Linked DNA regions of Homo sapiens: region 2 is linked to region 1. A link is a loop called in an ENCODE intact Hi-C map of the cell type or tissue named here. Cell type or tissue: heart right ventricle. All regions are shown on one strand. Each heading gives the region's core, and the rest is flanking DNA. Links, peaks and the distances in the headings are about the cores only. Region 1 overlaps PDXDC1 (pyridoxal dependent decarboxylase domain containing 1). Region 2 has its middle 18 kb from the start of NPIPA1.

Region 1 (5,378 bases), core at 269-5,268:
TAACACAGCAGTACGCTTTTATTTTGCTGGAAGAGCCTGTGGCACAGCCCATGCATTGACATTTGATCTTGTTTCAGCTAAACTAAATGTGTCTGTTAAGATTTTTTTTTTTTAATTTGAGGTAGATTTAGGTATGAGGGGAAAAAGTTTTCAGCCCTTTTCCTGGCATAGACCTTACAAAAGAACTACTTTCTTTAGCTGTGTTTGTTGAGGCCGTTGGTGAGTGTTTGAAATCTTTTTAGTTGGCTTACTGCTAACTGGAAATTTAGGACGGTTGGGGGAATGCCTGACTCAACGTTTTAACTAAGCTCTCTCTGAAAAGGGATCTCCCCAGCAAAATCTGTAGTGCAATCAATTACCAAGGGAGCGGCTGAAAGTGCTTAATATGCTTAAGCTGGCTTCAGAATGCATGTTCTGTATTACAAGGAACCTGGGTGGAAACAAAACAAATTCATCTATATGTTTTGTTTGTTTGTTTTTTGAGCTGGAGTCTTGCTTTGTTGCCCAGGCTGGAGTGCAGTGGCACGATCTCGGCTCACTACAAGCTCTGCCTCCCAGGTTCACGCCATTCTCCCGCCTCGGCCCCGCGAGTACCTGGGACTATAGGCGCCCACCACTACACCCGGCTAATTTTGTTTTTGTATTTTTAGTAGAGACGGGATTTCACCGTGTTAGCCAGGATGGTCTCCATCTCCTGACCTTGTGATCCACCCGCCTGGGCCTCCCAGAGTGCTGGGATTACAGATGTGAGCCACTGTGCCCAGCCCACCTATATGATTTTTATAAAGGGCATATCTAAATCAAAATAATCCAGGAAGTGACAATAAAATAAAAAGGTGGAAAAGTTTATCTTGGACAAATGCTGACAAAATGAAAGTACCATAGCCATATTAGTGTGGGATAAAATAGACTTCATATTGATGAAAGATGTAATCTCCTAAAAGAAATAACAGTTATACCTGCTGGGCACGGTGGCTCATGCTTATAATCCCAGCACTTTGGAAGGCCGAGGCAGGTGGATCACGAGGTCAGGAGTTCGAGACCAGCCTGGCCAACGTAGTGAAACCCCGTCTCTACTAAAAATACAAAAAAATTAGCCGGGCGTGGTGGCCACCGCCTGTAATCCCACCTACTTGGGAGGCTGAGGCAAGGAGAATTGCTTGAACCTGGGAGGTGGAGGTTGCAGAGTTGAGATCATGCCACTGCACTCTAGCCTGGGCGACAGTGTGAGACTCCGTCTCAAAAAAAAAAAAAAACAGTTATGAATGCTTGTGAACATAACTTTAAAATATATAAAGGAAAGCTAAAGGAAAAGTCTGATGTAACACAAGTATATATTGACAAACCACAATCTTGGTGGGAGATTTGAATATATTTCTCATGAGTCAGCAGATCAAGTAGATAGAAAATAAGTATATAAAAGAATTCAATGACACAATTAGATACATGTAATAGAGATTACATACTCTTCAAAGCTTGTAATAAGTCAACTCACAAACACTGATTTTAAGTCCTTCCACAAAGAAAATCTCAATAAAATAGGGATATAATAAGTCACTTCCCTCCTAGGGCGATAATGTGTATAAAAGTGTTTAAGGTATAAAGCCTTAGAAAACATTTGTTCCTTTTAATGCCCTGATGTGTTTTATCCTAGGAACGGCAGCAGTAGGACACACAGACAAGATTGGGAGATTGAAAGAACTCTGTGAGCAGTATGGCATATGGCTTCATGTGGAGGGGTAAGCCGGCGGTGAGGCTGGTGGCTCCATTCGGGCCTGCACAGAGTCCTTATGAGGACTGGACATCCAGGCTCTCACTTTGGTGACATTTATCACGAAGGGCTCTTTGGGTCACAGATCACAAAATAACCCAAATTGGCTTAAGCCCAAAGAGATCTTACTGGCTCACATAACTACAAAGAGCAGTGTTATGACTGCCTCAGGCACGACATCAACCAGGATCCAGTGTGTTACTCCCACCTCTGCTCCCCCAGTCACAGGCACTGGGCTTGGTTTCCTCTATCTGTGGACAGATCTTCCTGTTACAGTGCAAAGTAGCTGCAGAAACTCCAGCCTTCTTTCCAGCTTCGTGGTCAGCTGGAAGTCCTAACAGAAGTCTCGTATTGAACCAGCCACTGTGGCCAGGGAGAAGTAATCCTCTGATAGTTGAGGTTCTTTGCTCTCCTCTGGAGCAGATAGTGGTGTCTCCTCCCCACAAAGCTCATGTTCTGCTGGAAGAAATGGAGATGGCGCCCTGGAAGGCTATTGTAGGGCCATTAAGAGAAGCAGGGGGAACGGACGTGGGCAGCCAGAGTAGCCCATATCCACCACATCATACAGGGAGGTTTCTTTTTGATCCCTAAGTAAAGAATGATAACTGGAAAATAAGATCCATGAAAGAGAAGAATACTCCCATTATATTAAATGAGCGGGGATAGTTCCTGAGACACATTTTTATTAAAGTGCATTTTCAGGATTTTCCTTCATATGTATAAAGCACACCTTCTGTTGCTGTTAATGAAAGCTAATAACATTAAAAATATACTTAAGTGTCAACTTGCAACAGCACAGCCTTTATTTTTTTAAGTACATGGTGAGTAAGCAACATTAAATAATTAGTTCTTGGACTGGTGTTTTTTCTTCCAGTGTGAATCTGGCAACATTGGCTCTGGGTTATGTCTCCTCATCAGTGCTGGTATGTTGTTGATTTACTGAATATTGGTGTTTTTAAGAATGAATTTAAAGTCACTCAGTCCCTCATGGCTCTTCACAGTTTTTATGAATGGAGGAGGGTGTTAGGTTTGTGTATTCTGATAATCTAACAAAGAGTTGTTCTTGTTTTGGTAGGCTGCAGCCAAATGTGATAGCATGACGATGACTCCTGGCCCGTGGCTGGGTTTGCCAGCTGTTCCTGCGGTGACACTGTATAAACACGATGACCCTGCCTTGGTAAGTTTCCACTCACTGGGGAGGGAGTGGGTGTGGCTAATACACATTATTGGCTTTGGGGGCAAAATCCAGAAAAATACAGGAAAAAGTGAAAAATACCCATAATTTCACTTCTATTTCATTTTTTTAAAGAGAAACTTGTGAGACTTTTTTTAATGACATTTTATGATTGTATAATATTCTGTCACAATTTAATTATTCTCCATTTATGAACTTATAGGATGTTTTCAGAGTTTTGTTACTGAAATAATGAAGCAGTGAACGTCTTTCTGTGTTTCTAATTATTTCCTTAGAATAGGTTCCCAGATGTGGAATGACTGAGTGGGGGAGTTTTAAGCCTCCTGATCCACATTGCCCAATAGGTTTTAACTTTTTTTTTTTTTTTTTGATATGGAGTCTCGCTCTGTCACCCAGGCTGGAGTGCAATGGTGAGATGATCTTGGCTCACTGCAACCTCCACCTCCTGGGTTCAAGTGATTCTCTTGCCTCAGCCTCCCAAGTAGCTGGGATTACAGGCATGCGCCACCACGCCCGGCTTATTTTGTATTTTTAGTAGAGGCAGTGTTTCACCAAGTTGGTCATGTTGAACTCGCGATCTCAGGTGATCTGCCTGCCTCGGCCTCCCAAAGTGCTGGGATTACAGGCATGAGCCATCACACCTGGCCACATTTTTTTTTTTTTTTAATCGTAGTTGTGGGCCAGGCATGGTGGCTCATGCCTGTAATCCCAGCACTTTGGAAGGTTGAGGCAGGCAGATCGCTTGAGCCTAGGAGTTTGAGACCAGCCTGGGCAACATGGTGAAACCTCATCTCTATAAGAAAAAACAACAACAAAGAATTAGCTGGGCATGGTGGTGTGAGCCTGTAGTCCCAGCTACTCATGAGGCTAATGTGGGAGGGCTGATTGAGCCCTGGAGATCAAGGCTGCAGTGAGCTATGATCACACCACTGCACTGCAGCCTGGGCGACAGAATGAAAACGAAACCTGTCACAAAAAATAATAATAATAATGTGGTTCTTGATAATATAGGTCAGCGTGCAAAATAAGGTTTAAGTGATTTCTGCTAAAACACTGCTGTCTTGCTCAGCTAATAATGGCCAGGTGTTTGAGGATGCTCAGAGCTACCTTCGAAGTGGGGAGTCTCCTAGGTTCTGGGATGTGACCCATCTGGGTTTTCCACTGGCTTTTCCTGGCTTTGCCACTCCTGAGCTGTGAACCCTTGGACAAACCGAGGTCTCTGAGTGAAGTTACCTAGAATACTTAGCTCACAGAGTTGTTGGAAGATCACATGGATAATGCAAGCCTAGTGACTAGTATGGCATCTAGCCCACACTAAGTGGGTAGCAAATGGTAGCTGGTTAGTTCTATTATGAGATTGCAATGGCTTTGATTAATAAACCTCTTTTGGCTTTTTTAGACTTTAGTTGCTGGTCTTACATCAAATAAGCCCACAGACAAACTCCGTGCCCTGCCTCTGTGGTTATCTTTACAATACTTGGGACTTGATGGGTTTGTGGAGAGGATCAAGCATGCCTGTCAACTGGTGAGTAGAAGCCTGACATTTAAATGAAAGACTCCTTGGCCACAGCAGAGACAGAAAAACATCTCATTTCTGTACCTTCCATCCAGAGTGGTGTTGTCTGGATTGACTGTCTCGTGAGCCAGAGACTAATCGCCCTGCATGTAAATATTTCTTGTTCAAAGTTCTGGGAGAAAGTGCTGGGTTGTCTGTCCCAGCATTTGTGTGCAGATGAAATCAGATGAAAAGGAACACCACTGTCAGCATGGGATCAGAAAAGAAGTCACAGATGACTTCCAAGGAGTGGAGAAGGGTGCAAAAGGTGGAGGGGTGGGGAGCGAGTGTTCCCCTTGATTGACTGACTACGGTGAGGGAATAGGAAGGTTACAAGGTGGTTATGGAGGGCATGGATATTTTATAAACCAGCTGGCTTGGGTTTCCAAATTGCAGGGCTCTTGGGGACAATTCTAATTCTCTCTCCATTTTAGGTGTGTTCTAATTGTGAAAAATATATAATTATGCTATATTTCAGTGTTTTAGAGCATTCAGGCTTCTATAACAAAATACCTTAGAGTGGGTAATTTATAAACAACAGACATTTATTGCTTACAGTTCTGGACGTGAGAAGTCTCAGATCAAGGTGCCAGGAGATTCCATGTCGGGCCCGTTCCTCATAGATAGTGCCTTGCATGTGGCCTCACATGGCAGAAGGGGTGAGCACAGTCCCTTGAGCCTCTTTCAGAAGGTCACTAGTCCTGTTTGTGAGGGTTCCATCCTCATGCCCTAATGACCTCCCAAAGGCCTCAACTCATTTGCGATTAGGTTTCCACATAGGAATTTTGTGGGGACATAAATATTCAGATCATAGCATTTAGAAAGCAAAAAAACAGGCTGGGCATGGTGGCTCACGC
Region 2 (5,378 bases), core at 61-5,060, 62 kb before region 1:
GCCCTCCTCTCTTGCCAGCACTATGGGTGACTGAAGACCCCCAGGGAGGCACAGCATCCTCTTATCTAAGATTTTTTTTTTTTTAAGAGACAGGGTCTTTCTCTGTCGCCCAGGCTGGACTGCAGAGGCACAATCATAGCTCACGGCAGCCTTGAACTCCTGGGCTCAAGCGATCCTCCCACTTCAGTGTCCCAAGTAGCTGAGACTACAGGCACACGCCAGCATGCCTGGCTGGTTTTTTAATTTGTATTTCCTTTGAGACAGCGTATCTCTCTGTTGCTCAGGCTGGAGTGCAATGGCTCAATCAGCTCACTTTAGCCTTGAACTCCCGGGCTCAAGTGATACTGCCACCTCAACCTCCCAAGTCTGCTACTACAGGAACACAAACTCCTTTTTTAAATTTTTTGTGGATATGGGGTCTCACTATGTTGCCTAGGCTGGTCTCGAACTCCCAGGCTCAAGCAGTCCTCCTACCTCAGCCTCCACAAATGCTGGGATTACAGGTGGGAGCTACTGTACACCTGGCCTTATCTAAGCTGTTTCCCTGAAAATCCCCGTCTTGGGTAATGATTCCATTGGCCCCACCATGCCCTCTGCCTTCCTGGCTGTGCCCAAGCTTGGTCCCTGCCTGCCTGCCTGCCTCCCTCTCTGGGTCTCGAGCTCCTGTGACACATGACTCCTCTCTCTTCCTAGTGATCCAAGCCCTGCCACTTCCTGACTTTGCCCACACTGTACCCTCTGCCTGGGGCAACTTCATGTCTGCCCATTGACCCTTAGGCCTCAGCCCAGGCACAAGCCCCTGCCTCCGGAGGTCATCCAGGCCTCACCAGGCTACACCCTCTCGTAAAATTGGATTCCCTCCCTTCAGGGCAGCTTTATAATGAAATCCTCCTCAGAGGCCAGGTGCGGTGACACCCATCTGTAATCCCAGCACTTTGGGAGGCTGAGGTGGGAGGATCACTTGAGGCCAGGGGGTCGAGACCAGCCTGGGCAACATAAGAGAGACTCTTGTCTCTATAACAAATTTAAAAATTAGCTCACCAGGCCAGGCCCAGTGGCTCATGCCTGTAATCCCAACACTTTGAGAGGCCGAGGCAGGTGGATCACGAGGTCAGGAGTTCAAGAGCAGCCTGACCAACATGGCGAAACCCTGTCTCTACTAAGGAGAATCGCTTGAACCCAGGAGGTGGAGGTTGCGGTGAGCCAAGATCACGCCATTGCAGTCCAGCCTGAGCAACAGAGCAAGACTCTGTCTCGAGACAATAAAAACACATAAAAAATTAACTCGCCATGATGGCACATGCCTGTAGTCCTAGCTACTTGGGAGGCTGAGGTGGGAGGATTCCCTTCAGCCCAGGAGTTTGAGGCTGCAGTGAGCCACTATGATTGTGCCACTGCACTCTAACCTGGGCAAAAGCGAGACCCCAGGCTAGAGTGCATGATTTTGGGTCACTGCAACCTCCACCTCCCAGGTTCAAGTGATTCCCCTGCCTCAGCCTCTTGAGTACCTGGGACTACAGGCATGTGCCACCACGCCTGGGTAATTTTTGTATTTTTAGTAGAGACAGGGTTTAGTAGAGACCATGGTGAAACCCCATCTCTATTAAACAAATCTCTACTGAAGATTTGCTGTACTGAAGGGATAGCAAAACTCAGTTACCAAAATGGCAATGTGTTTGAACTGTTTACAGGCCAAGAATTCACATTTGCAACCCACGCAATACACTACTGATTGTGTGACTTCCTCTAGAGAGAATGTCAAAAGTTACAATGTGATGGCTTTTATGAATGTGAGATGAGGCCCAGTGTGCCTTCTCCTCTTCGGTTTGTGCCTCAATGATCATCACCTCCCAAAACATATGCTGAGCTCCCAGCTTCCAGGCACTGTCCCAAAAGTGGGGTGTCAGTGGGAACCCAAGCAACAGACAATATAGAGTCTCGCACCTCATAGAACTCATTTTCTCCTTGCTTCTTTTTCTCACCTTTTTTTTTTTTTTTTTTTTTTTTGAGATAGGGTCTTACCCTGTTTCCCAGGCTGGAGTGCAGTGGCACAATCATAGCTCACTGCAACCTCAAATGCCTGGGCTCAACGTAGCTTCCTGCCTCAGCCTCCTGAGTAGCTGGGACTACAGGCACCCGCCACCATGTCCGGCTAATTTTTCTTTCTTTCTTTTTTTTTTTTGTATTTTTAGTAGAGATGGGGTTTCATCATGTTAGCCAAGATGGTCTCGATCTCCTGACCTTGTGATCCACACACCTTGGCCTCCCAAAGTGCTGGGATTACAGGCATGATCCACCGCACCTGGCCCTGATTTTAACTTCTCTTTTTTCTTTTTTTTTTTTTTTTTTTTTGAGACAGACTCCTGTTGCCCAGGCTCTGGAGTACAGTGGTGCGATCTTGGCTCACTGCAACTTCTCCCTCCCAAGTTCAAGCGATTCTCCTGGCTCAGCCTCTCCAGTAGCTGGGAATAAAGGCATGCGCTACCATGCCTGGATCATTTTGGTATTTTTAGTACAGACGGGGTTTCGCCATGTGGGCCAGGCTCGTCTCCAACTCTTGTCCTCAGGTGATCCGCCGGCCTCGGCCTCCCAAAGTGCTGGGATTATAGCCATGAGCCACCGTGCCTGGCCTTGATTTTTAGCTTTTAACTTTGAAATAACTACAGACTTTGAAAGAAGTTGCAAAAATAGTACAAAGAGTTACCACATACTCTTCATCCAAGCTTCCTGAAATATTGATATCTTACATGACCATAGTACAATGATCAAAACAAGGAAATAAGCACGGAAATCATACACGTACCTAATCTACAGATCTTATTCAAATGATCACCGATCGTCACCCTAAGGTTCTTTGTTCCCAGTCTGGCCTCCAATCCCAGATTGCTTCACATTGTGTTGAACTGTCAAATGGCCTTAGTCTCCAAGTGAGATCACTAACCGGCTATTCTGTAGGCTGTCCCTCAGTTTATCAACCCAGTTGTTATGGGCTAAATGATGCCCTCCAAAATTCATATATTGGAGCCCTAATTTCCAGTACCTCAGAAGGCGACTGTGTTTGAAGATAAGGCCTTTAAAATGGCAATTAAGTTAAAGTGAGACCTTTAGGATGGGCTCTAATCCAATCTGTCTGGTGTCCTTATAAGAAGAGGAAATTTGGGGGCATGGTTGGTGGCTCACACCTGTAATCCCAGCACTTTAGGAGGCTAAAGTAGGAGGATCACTTGAGGTACGAAGATCACTTGAGACCAGCCTGGCCAACATGGTGAAACCCCATCTCTACTAAAAATTAGCTGGGTGTGGTGGCACATGTCTGTAATCCCAACTACTTGGGAGGCTGAGGCAGGAGAATCGCTTGAACCTGGGAGAGGGAGGTTGCAGTGAGAGGAGATCGAGCCACTGCACTACAGCCTGGGTGACAGAGCAAGATTCCGTCTTTAAAAATAAAATAAAATAAAAAAAAAATTTGGACACACAAACAGGCACCAGGGGCCGGGCATGGTGGCTCATGCCTGTAATCCCAGCCCTTTAGGAGGCCAAGGCAGGAGGATTGCCTGAGCTCAGGAGTTCAAAACCAGCCTGGGCAACGTAGTGAGACCCTGTCACTCTCTCTCTCTTTTTTTTTATTTAAAAAATAAATAAATAAAACGAGGCACCAGGGATGTTTTCACACCAAGGAAAGACCATGTGAAGACACAGCAAGAAGGCAGCCGTGTGAAACTAACCCAGCAGGCACCCTGGTCTTGGACTTCTTGCCTCCAGAAGGGTGAGCAAATAAGTTTCTATTGTCTAAGCCACGCTGTGTGCGCTATTTTGTTATGGCAGCCCCAGCAAACTAATATATCCATTCTCTTCAGTTCTTGGAAATCTGCCCATTTCTATGTTCTCTGACCCTTTTTATCTGCCCGTTTATTGATTTATAGCCTTCTCCGGCTCCTTATCCTTGTTACTGGTCCGGAGTAAACTTCTGTTAGATTTCTCCCAGCTGGGCAGGCTTCCAGCTCACCAAAACATCTCCTTCTTTGCTTTTTACTTATATCCCCCTTGTATCATTTTTCCATGGCTGAGGTAACAAATTACCACGAATTTAATGGCTTAAAAGAACACAAACTTCTTGTCTTAGAATTTGGGGTGTCAGAGTCTAAAATGGGTCTGCAGGACTGCATTCCTCCTGGAGGTCCTAAAGGAGAGTTCATTTTCTTGCCTCTTCCAAGCTTCTAGATGCTCCCTGCACTCCTTGGCTCCCCATCCAACATCTTCAAAGTCAGCAGCATAAATCTTCCCATCTCCCTTTCTCTCTCTTTTTTTTAGACAAAGTCTTACTCTGTCACCTAGGCTGGAACGCAGTGGTACAGTCATAGCTCACTGCAGCCTCAAACCCCGAGGCTGAAGTGATCCTCCCGCCTCAGCCTCACGAGTAGCTGGGACCACAGGCATGCACCACCATGCCTGGCTGATTTTTAATTTTTTATAGAGACAGGCTCTTGCTATGTCACCAGGGCTGTCTTGAATTTGGGAGCCCGCGATCAGAAGCCAGCATGGTCGGCAGCTCCCTACACCACGTCCGGGCTTCCCGGGCCTCCAGCTGCCCCCTGCGCCGCCGCCGCCTCCCGCACCTGCACGTGGCCACTCCAGATGCTCCGGAGGGATTGAGCACCCCGCGCACACCCAGCTCACACCATCCAATCCGGAGGCCATGGGCCGACATGGGGGCTGAGCGTTTGAAATGAGCCCGGACCACCAGATGCATGGGTCCGTTCACACGAAATACCCAGAACAGGCAAAGCCACAGAGGCAGAAAGTATGGGGTTATTTATTTTAATTAATTAATTAATTGTTTTGAGACGTAGTCTCCTCTGTCGCCCAGGCTAGAGTGCCGATCCCTATGTTAGCTTGATGTGGTGGCTCATATCTGTAATCACAGCACTTTGGTAAGCTGAGGCGGGAGGATCGCTTGTCAGGCCAAGAGTTCAAGACCAGTCTGGGCAAAATAGTGAGACCCCCCTGCTATGGTTTGGATTTGGGTCCCTGCCCAAATCTCATGCCGAATTATAATCCCCAGTGTTAGGGGAGGGACCTGGTGGGAGGTGATTGGATCATGGGGGGAGAGTGCCTCCTTGCTGTTCTCCTGATAGTGAGTGAGTTCTTATGAGATCTGGTTGGTTTAAAAGCATGTAGCGCTTCCCCCTTCTCTCCCTTCCTCCTGCTCCAGCTATGTAAGATGTGCGTGCTTCCCCTTTGCCTTCCGCCATGATTCAAAGTTTCCTGAGGCCTCCCAGCCATGCCTCCTGCACAGCCTGTGGAACTGTGAGTCAATTAAACCTCTTTTCTTTATAAATTACCCAGTCTCAGGGAGTTCTTTATAGCAATGCAAGAAC

What was found. Peaks named below come from ENCODE experiments on the same cell type or tissue, not always from the same donor. Only the 100,000 strongest peaks of a DNase experiment are listed, where the experiment ranks them.
Region 2: a loop joins it to region 1, with 3 times the contacts of the local background. A loop is called at or near these places in 2 of 110 quality-filtered maps.

Annotation. Positions count from the first base shown.
Region 1 is chr16:15,014,475-15,019,852 of GRCh38, forward strand. PDXDC1 (pyridoxal dependent decarboxylase domain containing 1) reads left to right here. Exons shown (of 23, transcript NM_015027.4): 9 at 1,655-1,739; 10 at 2,646-2,694; 11 at 2,847-2,948; 12 at 4,366-4,491. Among named protein-coding and RNA genes, the nearest start is that of MIR1972-1, 6.8 kb to the left of the region's middle. RefSeq lists enhancers at 1,432-1,933, 1,934-2,433. In heart right ventricle, for the core only: no CTCF peak of the experiment used is centred there; a DNase peak (open chromatin) is centred at 2,958; H3K27ac peaks cover 2,246 bases.
Region 2 is chr16:14,953,171-14,958,548 of GRCh38, forward strand. No RefSeq gene overlaps it. Among named protein-coding and RNA genes, the nearest start is that of NPIPA1, 18 kb to the left of the region's middle. In heart right ventricle, for the core only: no CTCF peak of the experiment used is centred there; a DNase peak (open chromatin) is centred at 2,551; H3K27ac peaks cover 816 bases.